2 separate regions of the Homo sapiens genome follow, and region 2 is linked to region 1. Evidence: chromatin contacts called from ENCODE Hi-C or POLR2A ChIA-PET data. All regions are on one chromosome and are shown on one strand. Each heading gives the region's core, a stretch centred on a gene start or an enhancer-like site at or near the end of the contact. The rest is flanking DNA. Distances are from core to core; before and after follow the strand shown.

Region 1 (3,763 bases), core at 765-3,264:
CCTAGAGAGTGTCCATCTGTGAAGGTTGGGTTGCCCCGAATATAGCTGTCACCACTGTCCTTGCTGTTAGGCCCTGGCTGTCTTCTCCCATTGTCTTGTGTGCCACTGTCCTGGGGAGACACTTCAGTGAATTCTGGTGTCTTGCTCCCGAGTCAGGCCAGGTGCACATCTTTGGGCTTCATATTGGCGCCCGTGCCCTCGTTATCTCAGAGCACATCCTGAAGGATGAAGGTGCTGTGGAGGGCTGTGGTGTGGTCCAGTGTCTGATGGCACGGGTGGGAAGACCGGGGCCGCCCGAGTGCCGAGATTCAGGAAATCCTTAGAGAGCCAGGTCCCATGTCACCCAGGCAGGCCAGGTCTAACCATTACATTATGCGGGCCATTTTCTGTTCCATTTTCTGTTTCTTATTGTGGGTCCTGGTGTTGGGAGACAGGTTTCAATAGCTGTGGGAGGGTATAGGGAGTGAGGGGTGGGGAAGGGCCGTGAGAAGTGGGAGGCATTTGGACCGGGCCTTCAAATGGCCTGTGATGTTGGGTGCAGTGTCAGGGGGACTGGGTTGGGTGGACTCTGGTGGGGAAGGGGTTTAGGACACTGCCTAAGGTAAGGCCCTCTTCTTATGCCACTTCCCAGGTGACGGTCCTGGTCATGTGCCACACGAGGGAGCTGGCCTTCCAGATCAGCAAGGAATATGAGCGCTTTTCCAAGTACATGCCCAGCGTCAAGGTGAGTCCCTCGGGCCAGACTGGACCAGGCGCCACTTGGTTTCTGCAGCTTTGTTAGCCTCGGCTCTGGCCCAGCCAGCATTTACCAAGCTTGGCAGGGGCAGCTGCCTTTGAGGTTTGCGGTGGTTTTTGCTCCTTAAAAGCCTGATGAATTATGCATGGCTCCCAGGGGCCTGCGCAGGTCCCAGCCTGGGGCTGCCTTTGAGTGGAGCCCCGGGAGGCTCTCAGGCCTGCCTTGGTCCCCTGAGGCCTCCTGTTCGCAGGTGCTGGGCCGTGCAGGTTGGGGCCTTGGGCCGTGTATCAGCATGGAGCGGTTTCCTCCTCATCCCCATAGGTGTCTGTGTTCTTCGGTGGTCTCTCCATCAAGAAGGATGAAGAAGTGTTGAAGAAGAACTGTCCCCATGTCGTGGTGGGGACCCCGGGCCGCATCCTGGCGCTCGTGCGGAATAGGAGCTTCAGCCTAAAGAATGTGAAGCACTTTGTGCTGGACGAGTGTGACAAGATGCTGGAGCAGCTGGGTGAGTCCTCTGCCCTTGCAGCCCCAGCTGAGAGTCAGTGACTAGGCGGGCCCCATAGCAGGCGGAAGGCTCTTGAGTGGGTTACATGGGCGGCCGGCAGGCGGGGCTCCTGTGGTGATCTTGGGGAAAGCTCTGCTGCTGGCAGAGGGATGTGCTGTTTCTGAGCCCGAGCCGAATGGGACCACGGGGCCCAAGCAAGCCCCCGTCCCTCCTGGACGTAAAGGCATGCACACATACCTCTGGGAGTATGAGGCTTCTGCCACCTGTTGGGTTGGTTCCAGGCCCCGCCTGCCCTCAGTGAGCCCCGACAGGGCCGGTGGGAGATGGGCTTGTGTCCTGGGAGGCAGCTGCAGCTCTCACCCCAGCGGCTGTCTCTGCCTCAGGCTCCCCTCCCTGAAGCGTGGCTCGAGGCGCACGGGCACGGCTGCTCCGCGCCAGCGTGTAAGTGGATTGCAGCTCCTCCCGCGCCTGCGCTCGCTGGCCACCCCCCAGCCCCTCAGGCACCAGGACTGGCCACTCCCGCGGCTCACTCTGCCCTCGTCACGGTGCCACTGGCTCCCTGGCACAGGTTGGGAGGGGTCTGGGTCTGGTCTGGGGTGGGGGTCCTGCATGGCAGACGCTCATGCCCACCCATGTCTTGCCCTCCCCACCTAGACATGCGGCGGGATGTGCAGGAGATCTTCCGCCTGACACCACACGAGAAGCAGTGCATGATGTTCAGCGCCACCCTGAGCAAGGACATCCGGCCTGTGTGCAGGAAGTTCATGCAGGATGTGAGTAGGGCGAGAGTGGCAGCTTTGGCCTTCCCCAGGGGCCTGGAGCCTGGGGCCCCAGGACACCCGCACGGCCCACATGGCACGGAGGATGCTGGGATGCTGGGAGCCGGCGGAGCCTCCTTTCCTCCCCTCGGTCTTGTCAAACTGGGAGTCAAGCTTGGTCCACACCTGAGTCGGGCCAGAGCTTACATCCAGCTTTTGAGCGATGTTTACTGAGGTCTGGTGCAGCAGGTCCTCTGGGAAGTGTCGCACAAAGGAGTCGCCCACTGGAAGGTTCTGGGCAGGCGAGATGCCCAGAGGTGATCCCTGCCCGCCCCTCCCACCTCCCTTCCCACACAGCCCATGGAGGTGTTTGTGGACGACGAGACCAAGCTCACGCTGCACGGCCTGCAGCAGTACTACGTCAAACTCAAAGACAGTGAGAAGAACCGCAAGCTCTTTGATCTCTTGGATGTGCTGGAGTTTAACCAGGTGATACTTCCATCAGCCTGTCCTGGGGCTCAGGACCTTCGGGAGGTCACTGGGCCACAGGGACTGTGTGGCCCTGACTGCCACTCCTTCCCTCAGGTGATAATCTTCGTCAAGTCAGTGCAGCGCTGCATGGCCCTGGCCCAGCTCCTCGTGGAGCAGAACTTCCCGGCCATCGCCATCCACCGGGGCATGGCCCAGGAGGAGCGGTGAGTGCGAGCCGCCCGCCAAGGCTGCAGGGAGCACCACCAGGAGCCCAGTGTCTGACGGCCTCCACTTGTTTCTCCTGCACCCCAGCCTGTCACGCTATCAGCAGTTCAAGGATTTCCAGCGGCGGATCCTGGTGGCCACCAATCTGTTTGGCCGGGGGATGGACATCGAGCGAGTCAACATCGTCTTTAACTACGACATGCCTGAGGACTCGGACACCTACCTGCACCGGGTGAGCAGCCTCACGGGCATGTTGCTTTCCCCTGGCGGTGGGGTGGGGCCCCAGCCCTGCTTTTCCTCAAGTCCTGAGGTAGTATCTGTGGCCTGACCCTGATCCTGTCTGCCTGCAGGTGGCCCGGGCGGGTCGCTTTGGCACCAAAGGCCTAGCCATCACTTTTGTGTCTGACGAGAATGATGCCAAAATCCTCAATGACGTCCAGGACCGGTTTGAAGTTAATGTGGCAGAACTTCCAGAGGAAATCGACATCTCCACATACAGTAAGTGCCTTGGGCAGGGCCAGGGGTCTGGGGCAGAGGGTTCCTCCCCCGGCCCTTCAGTTCACTGCATCTCATGTCTTACAGTCGAGCAGAGCCGGTAACCACCACGTGCCAGAGCCGCCCACCCGGAGCCGCCCGCATGCAGCTTCACCTCCCCTTTCCAGGCGCCACTGTTGAGAAGCTAGAGATTGTATGAGAATAAACTTGTTATTATGGAAGCCTGGCTCCCACCCCATCTATTTCTTGGTCATCTTGGCCTTTCACGGACACCCTGGGCCCGGCCTCTGAATCACCACCAGCAGGCAAGGCCATCTTCTGTATGCATGTGTTTAATTTTAAGTGTCAACACTGAAAAATTTTAACAGATAAAAACACATTACACAACGTCTACAACCTTCACAACAGTGAGAACCTCCTGCCCGGCCAGGCAGGGCAGGCCTCTGTACCGTGAGCCTCAGGCAGTGGCCCCAAGGGGCCTCGCCATGGGGCCTCTGACATCAGTCTTAGCTTAAGAGGGAAGCTGAGCCCCAGCGCCTAGTCTCTTCAGTTCTGCAGCAAAGACATGAGAGG
Region 2 (3,763 bases), core at 547-3,046, 2.2 Mb before region 1:
CCGACAACCTTCCCAGAAAGTCCAAGCTCGTGGTGGGTGGAAAAGTGTTCGCCGAGGTGTGCATGGTTTCCCAGCCACGTCCCTGTTTTCAAAGATAGTTTCACTTTGGTCTCTGAATTGAAATGCTGTCTACTGAAAGGGTTTCAGGAGCGTTTATGTAAGGGGCTGTGATGAAATTGCATTCCCCATAGATAAAAGAAAAATCATTTCTATCCAGAGATCTGAGCAGAAGGATTGGCTTGTTAGTTTAACACAGCCGTATTTTTGGACATTCAGTGTTACTTGCTGAGTCTGACAGCCTCTGGGCCCGGCCAGGGGCCCTGTTAACAAACTGCTTTCACATCCCAACAGGGTCTGCTTGGCCACTCAGTGCAGCTGCGATTAACCCTAAAGGCTTTAAGGAACGGGCCACCTGTAACAGAGACACCAGCCTTCCTGTATAGACACTAAATTGTTAGCAAGAGTGTTGAGCTAGTTCCTGGTGAAGTGTTTCCACAGAAGACATGTGGAGCAGTTGTGGGGATATTAAGGGAAACTTTCCTCTGCCTTGACCCCTTTGTTAAATAAAATGACTTTGGGAGCCATTCATTGTACAGTTGCAGGAATGAGAGTGATTTTATGATGTGGTACATTGGGACCATGTTCTAAAACCTTGGGTTTCTGAGTCTGCTTTTTGAGTAGGTGATTTTGAGGTTGAAAAACCAGGGGCCTTCATCTAGGAAATACAGCATTTTCCAGAAGCTTCTTTGAAAGGGAATCCTGGTTTTGTTGCCAAAATGAAACGCCCGGGGTTGGCGCTGAATCCCACAACTGTGTGATTTGCTTGTTGAGTTTTTTGTTGTCTGGTTTTTTTGTTTGTTTGTTTATACCAATAAGAATGAGCCTGAATGTTGGTGGTTTTTGAAATCCTGACTTGGAGGTAAACCTGGAGGAAGGAAAAAAAGTAAATATGCAGGCTTTTAGGACTGAGTAGCCTTGAAAATAAACCTCATTTCTAAAAAGGACCTTTTGTTTATACTTTTTTTTTTTTTTTAACCAAGAAGTCAATTTCCAACCTGAGTCCTTTTGAATTTACCCTGCTGGAAAAACCTAGGATTCATTTTGGAGGCCATGAGAAAGAAAAGAGTCAGTGGTAGAGTTTCCTTTTTGGATTTAGCTCAATAAATGATGGTCAAGAATTGGGCAAGTGGGGCTGCGCGCAGTGGCTCATACCTGTAATCCCAGCACTTTGGGAGGCCGAGGTAGGCGGATCACTTGAGGTCAGGAGTTCGAAACTAGCCTGGCCAACATGGTGAAATCGCATCTCTACTAAAAATAGAAAAATTAGCCAGATATGGTGGCACACGCCTATAATCCCAGCTACTCGGGTGGCTGAGGCACAAGAATTGCTTAAATCTGGGAGGCGGAGGTTGCAGTGAGCTGAGATTGAGCCACTGCACTTCAGCCTGGGTGAGACAATGAGATTCTGTCTCAAAAAAAAAAAAAAAAAAAGAATTGAGTAAGTGGAATTTTGACTGGAGCTGCTCCTGAAAGTATTGAAAGAGTCATTGCTAATGGTGGGCTCTTGCTAGACCAGGGTCAAGTCCACTTTTGCTGCCTCTCAGGTTGTGGAATTCTCCTTGATCACTTCTGCAATTCATTTCCTTGCCAAATCTCAGCCAAGCATCACCCCAAGGTCTGTAAGTAGCAGAGATCGGAGCTGCTGGGTCTGGCTTTGCTGAGGCCGGTGTCGCTGTCAGAACAGGCACGCCAAGATCTTGGCTGGGTCCCTCACAGGCCAGATGAATGGTGTGAAGAAACCTTCCTGCCTTATTCAGACTGGCGCGGAGGTCTCAATGAGGCGAGGCATTTGTCCATTATGGGGATGAATCGTGCTCTCAGAAGAGAATCCTGTCATTGAGGTTTTGTTTCAATAGTCCTCTTTTTCTCCAGAGAACTGTTGTCTCATTGTTAATAATAGCAGCGTGGCTTTTTCAGATGCTGGTTGGTGGCTGCTGTACATTTTAAAAATGGAATCTCATGGTTGTGTCTCTTAAGGAAGCTTTTCAAGAACTTTACTGGCACCAGAGGTTATCAGAGTTTGAAGTTTGGGTGCCTAGTGTCTCACAGTGTTTAAGCACTAATGTTCTGGGTCAGTTAGGTGTGAGTACAAATCCCATCTCAGCTCATTCTGAGAGGGACCTTGGCTAATTGCTTTCTCCTCTCCAAGCCTCAGTTTCCACATCTCTAAAATCGGCCTGCAAGTAGTGTGTGCCTAAGGTTGTTGTAAGTTTCAATGAACTCGAATGCGGCTGAGTGCCTGAGAGCACCTGTTGCTGTGGGTATCATCACCGTGTGTGTTTTCTGTCTTCTCATCCACTTTTCTTTGTGCAGTCTGCACACACACCATTAAAGGCTGATGACAGCATTTTTACGAATTGCAAACAGAGGCCAGCGCGGTGGCTCCCAGCACTTTGGGAGGCCGAGGCAGGTGGATCACGAGGTCAGGAGTTCAAGAACAGCCTGGCCAAGATGGTGAAACCCCGTCTCTACTAAAAATGCAAAAATTAGCTGGGTGTGGTGGCATGCCCCCTGTAATCCCAGCTACTCAGGAGGCTGAGGCAGAGAATTGCTTAAAAACCCAGGAGGTGGAGGTTGCAGTGAGCTGAGATCGTGCCAGTGCACTCCAGCCTGGGTGACAGAGCAAGATCTTCTGTCTCGGAAAAAAAAAAAAAAGTTACAAACAGACTGAGTGCAGTGAGAGGCTCACACCCTGCAATCCCAGCATTTTGGGAGGCCAAAGTGGGCAGGTCACCTGTGGTCAGGAGTTCGAGACCAACCTGGCCAACATGACAAAACCCCGTCTCTACTAAAAAATACAAAAATTAGCCAGGTGTGGTGGCGTGCGCCTGTAATCCCAGCTACTCAGGAGGCTGAGGCAGGATAATCACTTGAACCAGGGAGGCGGAGGTTGCAGCGAGCCGAGATCGCGCCATTGCACTCCAGCCTAGGCGACGAGCAAAACATCTCAAAAAAAAAAAAAAAAAAAAAAAACGCAAACAATTTCCAGCCTGGTAAACCTTTTCCTGTCTTCACCATCCCCATGCAGCATTTTCCATATTCCTGTATGTATGTTTTGAGAGTGGATAAGGAAGGATGAGTTCTGCTGTGTTCATTTCAGCATCATTTTCTTTACACTTGCTTTGTTGCTAGGAGGTGTTACAGTTCTCATTTTTACTTACGGTGCAGTGTCAGTAAATAGGTCCTTAGCCACCTTGTTGCTGGACTTGGATTATATTTTGTCCACTGTGATCAGGGCTGCCCCTGGCACCAGTGTTGTGATCTTCATTGGCTTCTATTGTGGCATTAGCTTCCTTGGGCAGATAACCATGGAGGGGTCCATAATATCCTTAAATACCATTGGTGTGGCTTTAAGTGGCTTTTGTTTGTTTTACTTTGCTTGAAAAAATTTTTTAGGCCTGGTACGGTGGCTCATGCCTGTAATCCCAGCACTTTAGGAGGCTGAGGTGGGTAGATCACTTGAGGCCAGGAGTTCAATACCAGCCTGGCCAATATGGTGAAACCCTATCTCTACTAAACATACATATATTAGCTGGGCATAGTGGCACATGCCTGTAGTCCCAGCTACTCAGGAGACTGAGGTAGAGGAATCACTTGAACTCGGGAGGCGGAGGTTACAGTGAGCCGAGTGGTGCACTTCAGCCTGAGTGACACAGTGAGACCCCTGTCTCAAAAAAGAAAAATTTTTTTTAAACTACTAATG

What was found. A loop is a pair of places that touch in the nucleus more often than their neighbours do. ChIA-PET counts read pairs that join two places held with the same protein, here RNA polymerase II (POLR2A).
Region 2: a loop to region 1 is called in a map of posterior vena cava, with 24 times the contacts of the local background. The contact joins two enhancer-like sites. A Hi-C loop is called at or near these places in 1 of 168 maps with a recorded cell type or tissue (posterior vena cava). POLR2A ChIA-PET finds 5 or more read pairs at or near these places in 1 of 52 experiments (CD4-positive, alpha-beta T cell).

What each region holds. Positions count from the first base shown.
Region 1 is chr19:14,408,467-14,412,229 of GRCh38, reverse strand. DDX39A (DExD-box helicase 39A) reads left to right here. Exons shown (of 11, transcript NM_005804.4): 4 at 632-724; 5 at 1,058-1,241; 6 at 1,896-2,014; 7 at 2,357-2,488; 8 at 2,585-2,694; 9 at 2,783-2,927; 10 at 3,046-3,193; 11 at 3,278-3,432. The coding sequence ends at 3,294. ADGRE5 (adhesion G protein-coupled receptor E5) reads right to left here. Exons shown (of 20, transcript NM_078481.4): 20 at 3,507-3,763. Among named protein-coding and RNA genes, the nearest start is that of DDX39A, 9.0 kb to the left of the region's middle. RefSeq lists an enhancer at 2,934-2,983. Within about 2 kb of position 2,014, at least 6 of the 41 ENCODE cell types and tissues checked have a DNase peak (open chromatin) inside an H3K27ac peak, as active enhancers do.
Region 2 is chr19:16,643,389-16,647,151 of GRCh38, reverse strand. SMIM7 (small integral membrane protein 7) reads left to right here. Exons shown (of 5, transcript NM_024104.4): 5 at 1-1,004. Among named protein-coding and RNA genes, the nearest start is that of SMIM7, 15 kb to the left of the region's middle. Within about 2 kb of position 1,796, at least 2 of the 41 ENCODE cell types and tissues checked have a DNase peak (open chromatin) inside an H3K27ac peak, as active enhancers do.